Linked DNA regions of Homo sapiens: region 1 is linked to region 2. A link is a loop called in an ENCODE intact Hi-C map of the cell type or tissue named here. Cell type or tissue: GM12878. All regions are shown on one strand. Each heading gives the region's core, and the rest is flanking DNA. Links, peaks and the distances in the headings are about the cores only. Region 1 has its middle 5.9 kb from the start of H2BC11. Region 2 overlaps LOC105374989 (a long non-coding RNA gene).

The links. Peaks named below come from ENCODE experiments on the same cell type or tissue, not always from the same donor. Only the 100,000 strongest peaks of a DNase experiment are listed, where the experiment ranks them.
Region 1: it touches region 2 in a loop (7-fold over the local background); 18 of 110 quality-filtered maps call a loop at or near these places.

Annotation. Positions count from the first base shown.
Region 1 is chr6:27,124,242-27,129,625 of GRCh38, reverse strand. No RefSeq gene overlaps it. Among named protein-coding and RNA genes, the nearest start is that of H2BC11, 5.9 kb to the left of the region's middle. RefSeq lists enhancers at 1,068-1,227, 2,250-2,319, 2,530-2,579. In GM12878, for the core only: a CTCF peak has its summit at 2,419 (motif pointing left); a DNase peak (open chromatin) is centred at 2,405; H3K4me3 peaks cover 2,925 bases; H3K27ac peaks cover 2,766 bases.
Region 2 is chr6:26,605,092-26,610,475 of GRCh38, reverse strand. It overlaps LOC105374989 (a long non-coding RNA gene), which reads right to left. Exons shown (of 2, transcript NR_187833.1): 2 at 3,815-5,384. Among named protein-coding and RNA genes, the nearest start is that of ABT1, 11 kb to the right of the region's middle. In GM12878, for the core only: a CTCF peak has its summit at 2,917 (motif pointing left); no DNase peak of the experiment used is centred there.

The sequences.
Region 1 (5,384 bases), core at 195-5,194, 520 kb before region 2:
CTAGAAGGAGAGTGACCTAAGACACTGATCTAAACTGAATGTACATGGCTAATGGTTTGGATAGACAGATTTTTTTAAGTGGGCAAAAGTGGAGGTTGTGTTGACTGGAAGCTTTGGGGAACAGTGATACGGATGAATTTCCCAGAATGGTCCCAGAGTATGAGAATAATATCCCACGTGAATGCTAACCTAAATTCCCACTCTTCAGAGGAGGCTATCAACAATCAGGTACACATCAACCATATGGCTGTCATGTAGTCTCTTTTCCTATCACCCCACTTATTGCCCAAGTGATTTACTTGTAAACTGTGACCAGGGTGGTAGGCAATGATAGAGGTGATACTTGAGTTCTGTAGTATAGACTTAGCTCACCAAGGCTGACCTCTGGATACTGCTGCTGCTAAGTGTCCCATATGTCAGGGGAAGTATTCTTGTATTCTTGCAAGTATTTTGTCATGGATGAGGCAGAGATTTGTCTTCACTGAGATAAACACTCTAGATTTCGATATGCTTCACTTTCTTACATGCTATTGCTAGCAGGACCATCTGTGAACTTACTGAACGCTTTATACCTCATATCTCAACATTTTTTGGACCCATTTCTATACATTATACAGAAAGGGTAAGGTAATGCATGGGTGACCATGAGACTCGGTAGTCCTAATGTGTACCACATTCCTTATAAGCAGAAGTCTGAATTTTTGGAAGACTCAGTTAAAGTGGCATGTAGTCATTTAGCACCCTCTTGAAGTACTGTTCAATTTTGGACGTTATAGATGAGCTGAATAGTGACTAAGAAAAAGCATAATTTCTTCTGTAGACAAAATGCATTCGTTAAAGAAAGGAGAGGTAGGAATGGAGTGGTACCTCTCATATTACACTTAATAATAGCCAACTCAAAAAAGTTATGCTTTTCATGTTTCCAACTCAGGGCTCCCTGCTGTTTTTTTTTGTTTTAGAAAAGGAGGAGTACATACTCCCACCAGTAGTCATGGAGATGCCTCTGTTTATTGATTTACCAAAAATGATTTATTTTTATATGAAGTTTAAAGCAGTTTAAATTACATTCATTTGCTGGCTTAGAGAACTGTGGGAAGTCTTGACTTAATGGGTGTTGGGCTTTTGGACTCCTCCTCTGTTTGTCAGTTTTCTTTTTGTTTCTGTTTCCCCCCCTTCCCCCACTCCTCCCCTCTCTTTTTAGGGGCATAGGCAAGGAGCTGTGACAGACAATTTGAGTGTTTTTAAAAATAGTCTCATAAAAAATATACCTTTGACTGGGTGCAGTGGCTCATGCATGTAATCCCAGCACTTTGGGAGGCTGAGGCAGGCACATCACGTAAGGTCAGGAGTTAGAGATCAGCCTGGCCAACATGGTGAAACCTGGTCTTTACTAAAAATACAAAAATAAGCCAGTCGTGATGGTGCGTGCCTGTAGTCCCAGCTACTTGGGAGCCTGAGGCAGGAAAATCACTTGAACTCGCAAGGCAGAGGTTGCAATGAGCTGAAATCGTGCTACTGCACTCCAGCCTGGGCAACAGAGAGAGACTCTGTCTCAAAAAAAAAAAAAAAAAAAAAAGAAAGAAAACAAAATATTTTTTCCCCAACACTTTTCAAAGAATGGTTTAAAAGCAATGACAATCCATGATCAGTGAGAATTCCCACCCAGATTATGGTCTCAATTCCTTTTTCAAAGGGCAGTCAGGCTACTTGGAGACTTGGGTAAATCTATGGATTTTAATACATTCAAGAGGAACAGCAATCAAATGCCATATTTGGATCTGGTGGGATCTCATTCAGACAAAATATAAAAATATTTGAGACAATTCAGGATTTTCTTTCTTTAAGGGCTAGGTATTGGATAATGTTACACATCATTTTTTAAATTTTCTTAGGTGTAAAATCTTAGCGTTTTTTCTTTATATCCATATCTGTTAGGATATTTGTGAAAATATTCATGATTAAAATCACATATTTGGGATTTCATGTTTCAGATATTTTTTAGACTCCCTCATCTGTCAGTGTGGGTGCGGATAATGAAACAAAATGGGCAAGATGTTGGTAATTGTTGAAGCCTGTGCGACGAGACTTGGGAAGTGCAGGATTCTCTATATTTTTGTGTCTGCTTCAGGATGTCCATGACCACTCCCTTTCCCCTCCAAAAAAAAAGTTAAAAAAAAAAAAGCTGGCCAAATCAGTGAACATATTTCGTTTTTGGTCAACAAAGGGCTACCCTGAGAGGAATCTACATGCAGAGAAGTTCAGGAGACTGAACTAACGGAACGTCAGGAAGCGCTGCGGGCTGGAGAGCTGCTGTTGGAACAGGGAGGAGTTCTCCGGGCCGCACCCTGCCTCCGTCCCGCAGGCGAGTTGAGAAGCGCTATCGCCATCTTGTGGCGATAATGGATGGGATAATGTAGCTAAAACTTTGTTTAGTTTTATGAGTTGAGAAGGGCTGTCGCCATCTTATGGCAATAACGGATAGGCTAATGTAGCCAAAACTTTGTTTCGTTTTATGATTTCGATTAGGCATTTCATTGCTACGGTTTAATAATTGAATATACAAGAAATACTATAAACCATCACATCCCCAACAGCCCCCAGCCGCCCAGTTCCCCCATCTACTTGGCAAAGATTCTCTTTTTGACCAAACTCTAGGCGGCTTCTTCTGAGCCCTCTTCTGGACTAGGTGGCCACCTTGGTCTATAAAGACCTGAACAAACCCGAACATAGTTACTAATAGCCCCGGTCTTCTCAAGTGCCTGCCTGAGAAAACTCAATTGATGCCGCCAAAGGAATTTACTGTTTGTTTCAGTCAACGTCTGAAGATAGGGCCCTCGTCTCCCAGGCTCTGGTAGGAGTGGAGCCTGATTTTGATATGTGCCAGTTATGAAACCCAGATGGTTCCCCACTGTCAGTGGTTACTAAATAAAATCTGTTTTCGTCATTTAAAGTAAGGCCTGGTGTTTTATCTTTGATATACTACAATTAACCACTTTTATTCGTTTCCTGTGTACCTGTCTGGAATATCTTTATACAAACACAAATAAACAAATGTGTCCCCTTTCATTCACATTTGCCCCCTTTCATTCAAATGACTGATGGTCACATGTTCTTCACAGGTTCTGTCTCTTGCTTTTCTCATTAACTGTCTTTCTTATTGCAGGTGGAGTGGCTGAAACTTCTCAGCAGGCGCATCTACACTAGTGACCTGAGGAGAGAAACCCTAACCCCACAATGGCTGCATCTTCTCTGAAGACGAGACTGATGCTCATCTTTGAAATGAAGGGCAGTGTGTGCATTTCTCCATGAAGGTATCCAGAAACAGCCATGCCAGAGCTGCTGTGGGGTGGCTGAACTGCTATTCCTTTTCTAGGGTGGGATCCCCACTCTTTGTAAGGAAGGATATTGGGGTCCTGACACTGGGAACTCATCTTGTCAGTGAGGCCTTCTTTAACTGCTGTCTTGTAATTGAGCCACCCCATCTGTGTTTCCTGTTCCAATTTAGGACTTTTTTTTTTTTATCATAATATAAAGATCTGAAATGCTATGTTTTCCTTATTCATTGGCTTATTATCTTTACTATCCCATCCTCCACACTAAAAGTTTTTTCGAGCTGGATTTGGGAGTTGTGGGGTAGGTTATATTTTGATCACTTGTATTTCCCAGCTTCTAGAACAGTGCCCAGCAAAGTACTTCTCTGAATAAATGAATAAAGTAATATTCCTCTGCTCTGCTGTTGCCAACTGGAATATCCTGAGGGAAATTTCTTTACTTTCCTCAGGGGATGATCCAGAAGATGAAAAACAAATTGTCATTCCATATAGTCCTCTTCTGAGTGTTTTTCAGTTTTGTTAAAACTCAGATTTTTTCTTTTTACCTGAATGTTTTTTTGTTAATGATTATTAGCATATACAGTATTTTCTTTTATGTACCAAAAAAAGGCAATTGATACAGTGCATGACTTGAAAATATACCTGCCTTCTCTGAGGCTCAAATTCAGGACTGTATTATTTGGAAAGCCTTGTTGGGTTGTGGCTCCCAAGAAATCATACCTAATTTCCCTTCTTTGAGAGCACTGATTTCTGAGTTTCCATTTCTCCTAGAAGAGAAACATTGGCTTGTAAGAATTTATGTATCATCAATGCTTCCTTTTCCATCCTGCACTTAGAAGGACCCAAGACTTGAGGGCTGCGCTGTCAACACTATTCCTTGCTCACCCTCTCTTTTGTTCTAATTATTTATGTCTTCCCGCCTTCAGAAATATCAGTTGCTCTTTCACCAGCCATTGTTTCCTCTCTGGCCCTAGTGCAGAGTAGGTGACGTAGTACAGCTGAAAGGATGAATGCTGGCAAACTTGTTTCTAGCCTAGATTTCTCCTTATTTTAAATCTGCACTTGCAACCACATGGCCTGAGACACTCCTCTTGAAAATATCACCAAAAGGACCTTATTATAAAAAGTCACCGCCATCTATTCAGGGCTATGTATTAGGGGACAATAAAGTGTAAGTCATGGCCAGGCACGGTGGCTAATGCCTCTAATCCCAGCACTTTGGGAGGCCGAGGTGGGTGGATCACGAGGTCAGGAGATTGAGGCCATCCTGGCTAACACGGTGAAACCCCATCTCTACTAAAAATACAAAAAATTAGCCGGGCGTGGTGGCGGGAGCCTGTAGTCCCAGCTACTTGGGAGGCTGAGGCAGAAGAATGACGTGAACCCAGGAAGCGGAGCTTGCACTGAGCCGAGATCACACCACTGCACTCCAGCCTGGGAGACATAGGAAGACTTTGTCTCAGAAAAAAAAAATTGAGTCATTTACATTGTTTTATTTTATCCAACTTAATATTTTTCACAAACAGTTATCATTATCCTCATTTTAGAGATGAAGCTGAGACTCAGAGTAGAAAACTTCCTTAAGTCACAAGATTGATAAGTGGCAAAGCCAGTACTAGAAAGCAGAATAGTTTTGATTCTGAAATGTGCTCCTTCTCACGTATCAGCTCCTGTTCCCTCCACATTCCTTGTCCGCATGTACCCAATGGTACACTTGACACATATTTACAAATTTGTGCATTCCCACCCATTAGATATACATCTCCACCTCCAATGACTTACCAACTCTTGTAGATTATTCCCACACATTTGCTTTCTTTTCATTCATTCCTTCATGCATTCGTGGCACATAGCATTATGGAGGAAATCCTGTGTCACATGTATTCACTGCTGACTTCAGAGGCTGAAGGAACATGGCCTAGCATCTGGGGCCCTTCCTTGTTTGAAAAGTTTCTGGTTTCTCCACTTCTAGGCTCGCCATCTTCCAACCTTCCTGACAGATAAGAAATACACTTCAAAGCTTAGTCTGAGAAAGCAACTTCTCTACTCAAA
Region 2 (5,384 bases), core at 124-5,123:
GAGCTCTAAGAAAATCTTGAATCTAGCTTATCCTTGGGAAACATTGATCATCCCCTGAGAGACACTGTGGATGCTACTCCTGCTGAATGACTGCCTCCCACCAAGTCTGCACTGTCCCTTAGAAAGATAATACTCAGACTGGGCACGGTGGCTCACGCCTGTAATCCCAGCACTTTGGGAGGCTGAGGCAGGTGGATCACCTGAGGTCGGGAGTTTGAGACCAGCCTGACCAACAAGGAGAAACCCTGTCTCCACTAAAAATGCAAAACTAGCTGGGCGTGGTGGCACATGCCTGTAATCCCAGCCACCCAGGAGACTGAGGCAGGAAAATCACTTGAACCTGGGATGCAGAGGTTGCGGTGAGCCAAGATCATGCCATTGCACTCCAGCCTGGGCAACAAGAGTGAAACTCCGTCGAAAAAAAAAAAAAGAAAAAAAAAAACAAAAAAAAAAACAAGAAAAGAAAAGAAAAATGATGTTCCATCCCCATCCTCTCTCTGCCCATTTAGCCTTAAACACCTAGAGGTTTAAGACTGTTAGCCTGGAAAACATCAGTCAGATTCCTTGCTCCTTGAGAAAGAACCTCTTAGACAGTTTTCCTACAATTTTGGAGTGGGCCGAATGCCCATTGCTGCTTACAGCTGTCACCTCCCCTTCCTTCCCCATTTGTTTTACTAGACTCATCTCTGTCTCCCCTGGTTTGCTTATGAAAAGCCTTTCTCTTGTGACTTTGTCTGACATTTGTGTATATTTGCTCTTTGAGTTGGAGGAGGAATTGACTTGCATGAAAGATGATAAATTAGTTTTACACTGCCTCCATAATAAATCACCTCAAGCTTGGCAGCTTAAAACACCACCCATTTATTATTTCACAGCACTTTGAGCTAGGAGTCTGGGCACAGAGTATTCCAACTGGGTGCTCTGCTCAGGACCTCACGAGGCCAAAGTCAAGGTGTTAGCTGGGCTGGACTCTTATTTGGAGGCTTGTAAAAAAATTCTCCTTCCAAGATCGTTCAGATTGCTTGCATTTTTCAGGTTCTAGTATTCTTATAACTAAGGTCCTTGACTCATGGACTCCTTTATCTTAAGGCCAGCAATGGCTTGTCAAGTCTTTTTCTTTTTTCAAATATCTGGTTTCTCTTCCTTCTGCATCTCTCTGAATTCAAAGTTCTCTGCTTATAAGGGTTCATGTGATTAGATTAGACCCACCCAGAAATCCAATATGATCTTCCTATTATAAGATTCACAACGTTAGTTACGTTTGCAATGTCTGTTTTGCCATGAAATGCTGCACATTCACAAGTTACAGGGATTAAGACTTAGATATCTTTGAGGGAGTCATTCTGTCTACCAAAGATGGTATGTTGGTAAGAACTGAACTTTACTTCTTAACATATTCTGGGGCCAAGTTTTCAGGATAAAGAAAGCAGCACCATTTTATGTCTTCAAATACGAATTTCTGAATTGTCAAACCATGCATTGATTTTCATCAGTGAGGGTTTAGGAAACAGAGGAAACAGGGAAGGAATAGGGCATGGCTGACCCTTGCTTCTTTCTTCTTTTGGTTCTTGTCCATCTTTTTGACCTCAGTACAGCCTATGTCACCCCTAGTGTATGTTAAGAATTCTGAATAATGAACATACTTTGGAATAATTTTCTTTTGTTTTGAGATAGGGTCTTGATCTGTTGCCCAGGCCGGAGTGCAGTGGTGCAATCTCGGCTCACTCTGCCTCCCAGGTTCAAGTGATTCTCCTGCCTCAGTCTCCTGAGTAGCTGGGATTACAGGCATGTGCCATCACGCCTGGCTATTTTTTTTGTTTTTTGTATTTTTAGTAGAGATGGGGTTTCACCATGTTGGCCAGGCTGGTCTTGAACTCCTGACATCAAGTGATCTGCCCGCCTTGGCCTCCCAAAGTGGGGGGATTACAGGCCTTCACCACCATGACTGGCCTAATTGTCTTTTTAACACTTAAAGACCTTTCTCCTAACTTAGAATTATCCCCCATGCCCATACTCTCCCAAATAGGACAGGCTTGTTAGCTAGGTGGCAGCTTCCTGGATCATCTCAGCTCTGTAACCAATGAAAATTCTAAGTTTGGATGGGGCATATTTATTTTCACTTTTACCATTTTGATTTTCAAAAAAAAAACAAGAAAAACATCCCAAGAACATTGAGGTTTGTTCTCTGTCCCTGAAGAGCATATATCCTAGTTGGTAACAAAATACCATGTCTTCAATATGACTGTAAAAACCTAGAAGTTTGTAATAAAGCATGAATACTAAAATAACTACCCAGAGGTCTATAACTGAGGTGTACATGATATAATGTAGTCATTTGGAGGACCTGGAGATTCATCCAGTCTGCAAAGAGAAAAACCCGTGGGGAAAGACTTGGGCCTGAAACGGTGGGCAGGATTCGGATAGACATCAAGGAGAAATAAATTAGTCAGCAACTCAAAAACCACGTGAGGCATTTCAACATGAAGTTCATATAGGGAATGCTTGCTCAGGTTTTAGAAATCTAAAACACAAAAAGGTAACACAGAGTTGAAAACTGCAGCAAACAGCTCCCACTCACTATGGTGGGGAATAAAGGAAAGGAGTTGGTATCAGAAACTAGAAAGTGAGAAGAGAGATCCCGGCATGTGGGCTTAGACCTCTGAAGAGAAAGTGCATCCTGGCTGCCGTCAGTACCTCAGGAGCTCCTAGGATTGGGGTCTTGTGGAGCTGAGACTCAGTATCTGAAAAGGAGACACTTCCTAGATGACCCTGGCACCTCTGAAGGTGCAATGAGCCTGGGTCTGCAGGCACTTTTCAAAATCTGGAAAGTGAAACAAACTGTTCTATCACTGCCAGGGTGAAGGGCTGTTGCCCTATAATAAAGTAACAGAGAATGAACAGGCTCCTGGGGCCCTCTAGTGTCAGAATCTAACAGGGAACCGCAAGCAAAAGAGAAATATGTTTTGCAGAGCCCAAGCCCCACATCTCAAAGCCCAGTACTTGAGGGTGGATTCAGGGCTGGGACACAATCATGTGATAACTGGCACATATGACAACTGGCATCATTTTTATATTGAATTTGTGTGTTTATGTGAGTTTTCCTACTACAAGTTACCCCACTGCAAGAAGTTTTAAAAGTGTTATTTCCAGACCTTATTGCAGAGGTAAACTTATACCTTTACATGTTTGTTGCAAAGTAAATTGAATAGAAATTAAGAAATGATTAAAAATTTCTTATAAAATTCCTTTTTCCCTGCGCTTAAGATCCAAATCTGAACTTCAGAAAACCTGGACTCTAGATCTGCCTCAGTTACTGGAATATGTAGTGCTCATGCAAATATATACTGCTTATTCCCTCACACAACCCTAAAACCAGCAACACATTGCTTTACCCCATGGTCCTCAATGTTTCTTCCCATATCCCAAATTATCATGCTAATTTTGGCAATATACAGATGATTTTTTAAAAAAAATTAAATTGTATTAGTAAACAAGTTATTTTGACATTTGTCTAAGAATTATAATAAACACAATTTATGACATAGAAATATGACCTTTGCACTTCCAAATTTCTCCAAATGCTAAACTGCTCATGTCAGACTTCCACTGAAGTTTTTGTTATAGAAGACCAGATAATAACAATTACTATACTTATACTATCTCTTCTAGGATATAATGGAAGCACTAAGATTTAAAATTCTATCAGGCTTCCATTTGATCCAATTTTATAACTACTTAACTAACATTATTTGCATTGAATAAGAGATAATTCAGAATTAGTTGACACAAGGGACCAAAGAATTCCTCACTATGGTTTTGGATCTTTGGATTGAGTTTTATTTGAAAGCTCAGCTAACCCTAAGTGCGGGTCACATCTACCTTCAGGGTTTTCAAATGGGAGGGGAGGAATACAGCAATTAGGAGAGAATAACTTGGCATTGTAAATGGAGAGTGTGTTAGGTCCTGGAAATCACTTAGGAGAACAAGCACTTGGGGAACATCCATATATACTCTCCAAAGAAGGGCGAGCAAACAGAAGTCTTTGGAACATGAAATGCCCCTGGAGTTCATGAGAATGTTTGGGACTCTGACTGTGAGATGGCAGAACTATGCTTGAGCCAGCCATTCCACTTTCAGGTGGGGGAGACAAGTCACTTGTTCTCATCAGGTACATCTTTGTAGTATTTCTATCGGACTTTATTTCCATTTAAGGTGTACTGAAACTTCTGAAGTCTTCAGATTCAGCAAGTCTATCAAAGTCAAAAGGCTTTTTGGAGCAAGATCTGGATCAGAATGGAATCGTTCTAGGGAAATCATTTGTCTTTTATCCTAAGTTTCTTCAGGTCCTCACAGGACAACTATGGATTCTAGATTTCTGAGCCCACCTAGCTTAACCTTCCTTAGTGATCTGATATTCCAGGGAAACATATTGTCCTGGGCCTTTCCAAAGTGGCCCTGTTAGAACAGGAGCATGTGGATCCTCTTCCCAAAAGCTGCATGTGATCTTGGCTTCAATATACTTTGTTGGTTGTATGCATTTTATGTTCCTTTATATATAAAATATAAAATAAATATAAAATGCATACAACAAATTTTTAATTTTTTAAAAAATAGAGATGAGGTCTCACTATGTTGGCCAGGATGGTTCTGAACTCCGGCTTCAAGCAATCCTCCCACCTTGGCCTCCCCAAGTGCTGGGATTAAAGGCATGAGCCACAATGCCTGGCTCATTTTATTTTCTTATGTAACTAAGTTTTTCTCAGCAAGCAGATTCGATGACCTCCAGTTATCATAATTTTTCCTCATGGGAACTCATCTGGCATTGTGAAGAACAAATAGCACTTTCAGGATTTTCTGTAAGACGTTTGGCCCATTTTCTGTAGAAATGCAACTTTCATGTGCATGGCTCAGATCATCATCTATTTTGGGACATTTTTTTTCTCCATATTAAGTGGAGCAAACATTGTCCAGACTTTCATTTCTTTCTGTTGTCATGCCGCTAACTCTGCTGAAGACTTTAAAAGTCACTTCAAATTGGGTGTTTTCTGTGTGCATAGATTCTTTCCAGTTTGTATATATTTAATATGATCTGAAAGTGCTTCTTCTATATTTTTTTCAGCCAGTTCAGCATGTTTAATTTCTTTTTCCTCCAAAAGGTTTCCAAGAAACACTTGAGGTCACATGATAAATCAGTTTCTCCAATGATTCTTTTGATGAATCATGAAAGAATGTCCATTTTCTTTAAAAAAAAAAAAAAGGGGGAAAAAAAAGACTGTCCATATTCTAACTTATTGCTTATATACAATTCTAATTTACACCATCCATATTATCCTCTCCAAGTATAGCAGCTAGATTGGTCAGCTTTATCCACTCTTGAGAAACTT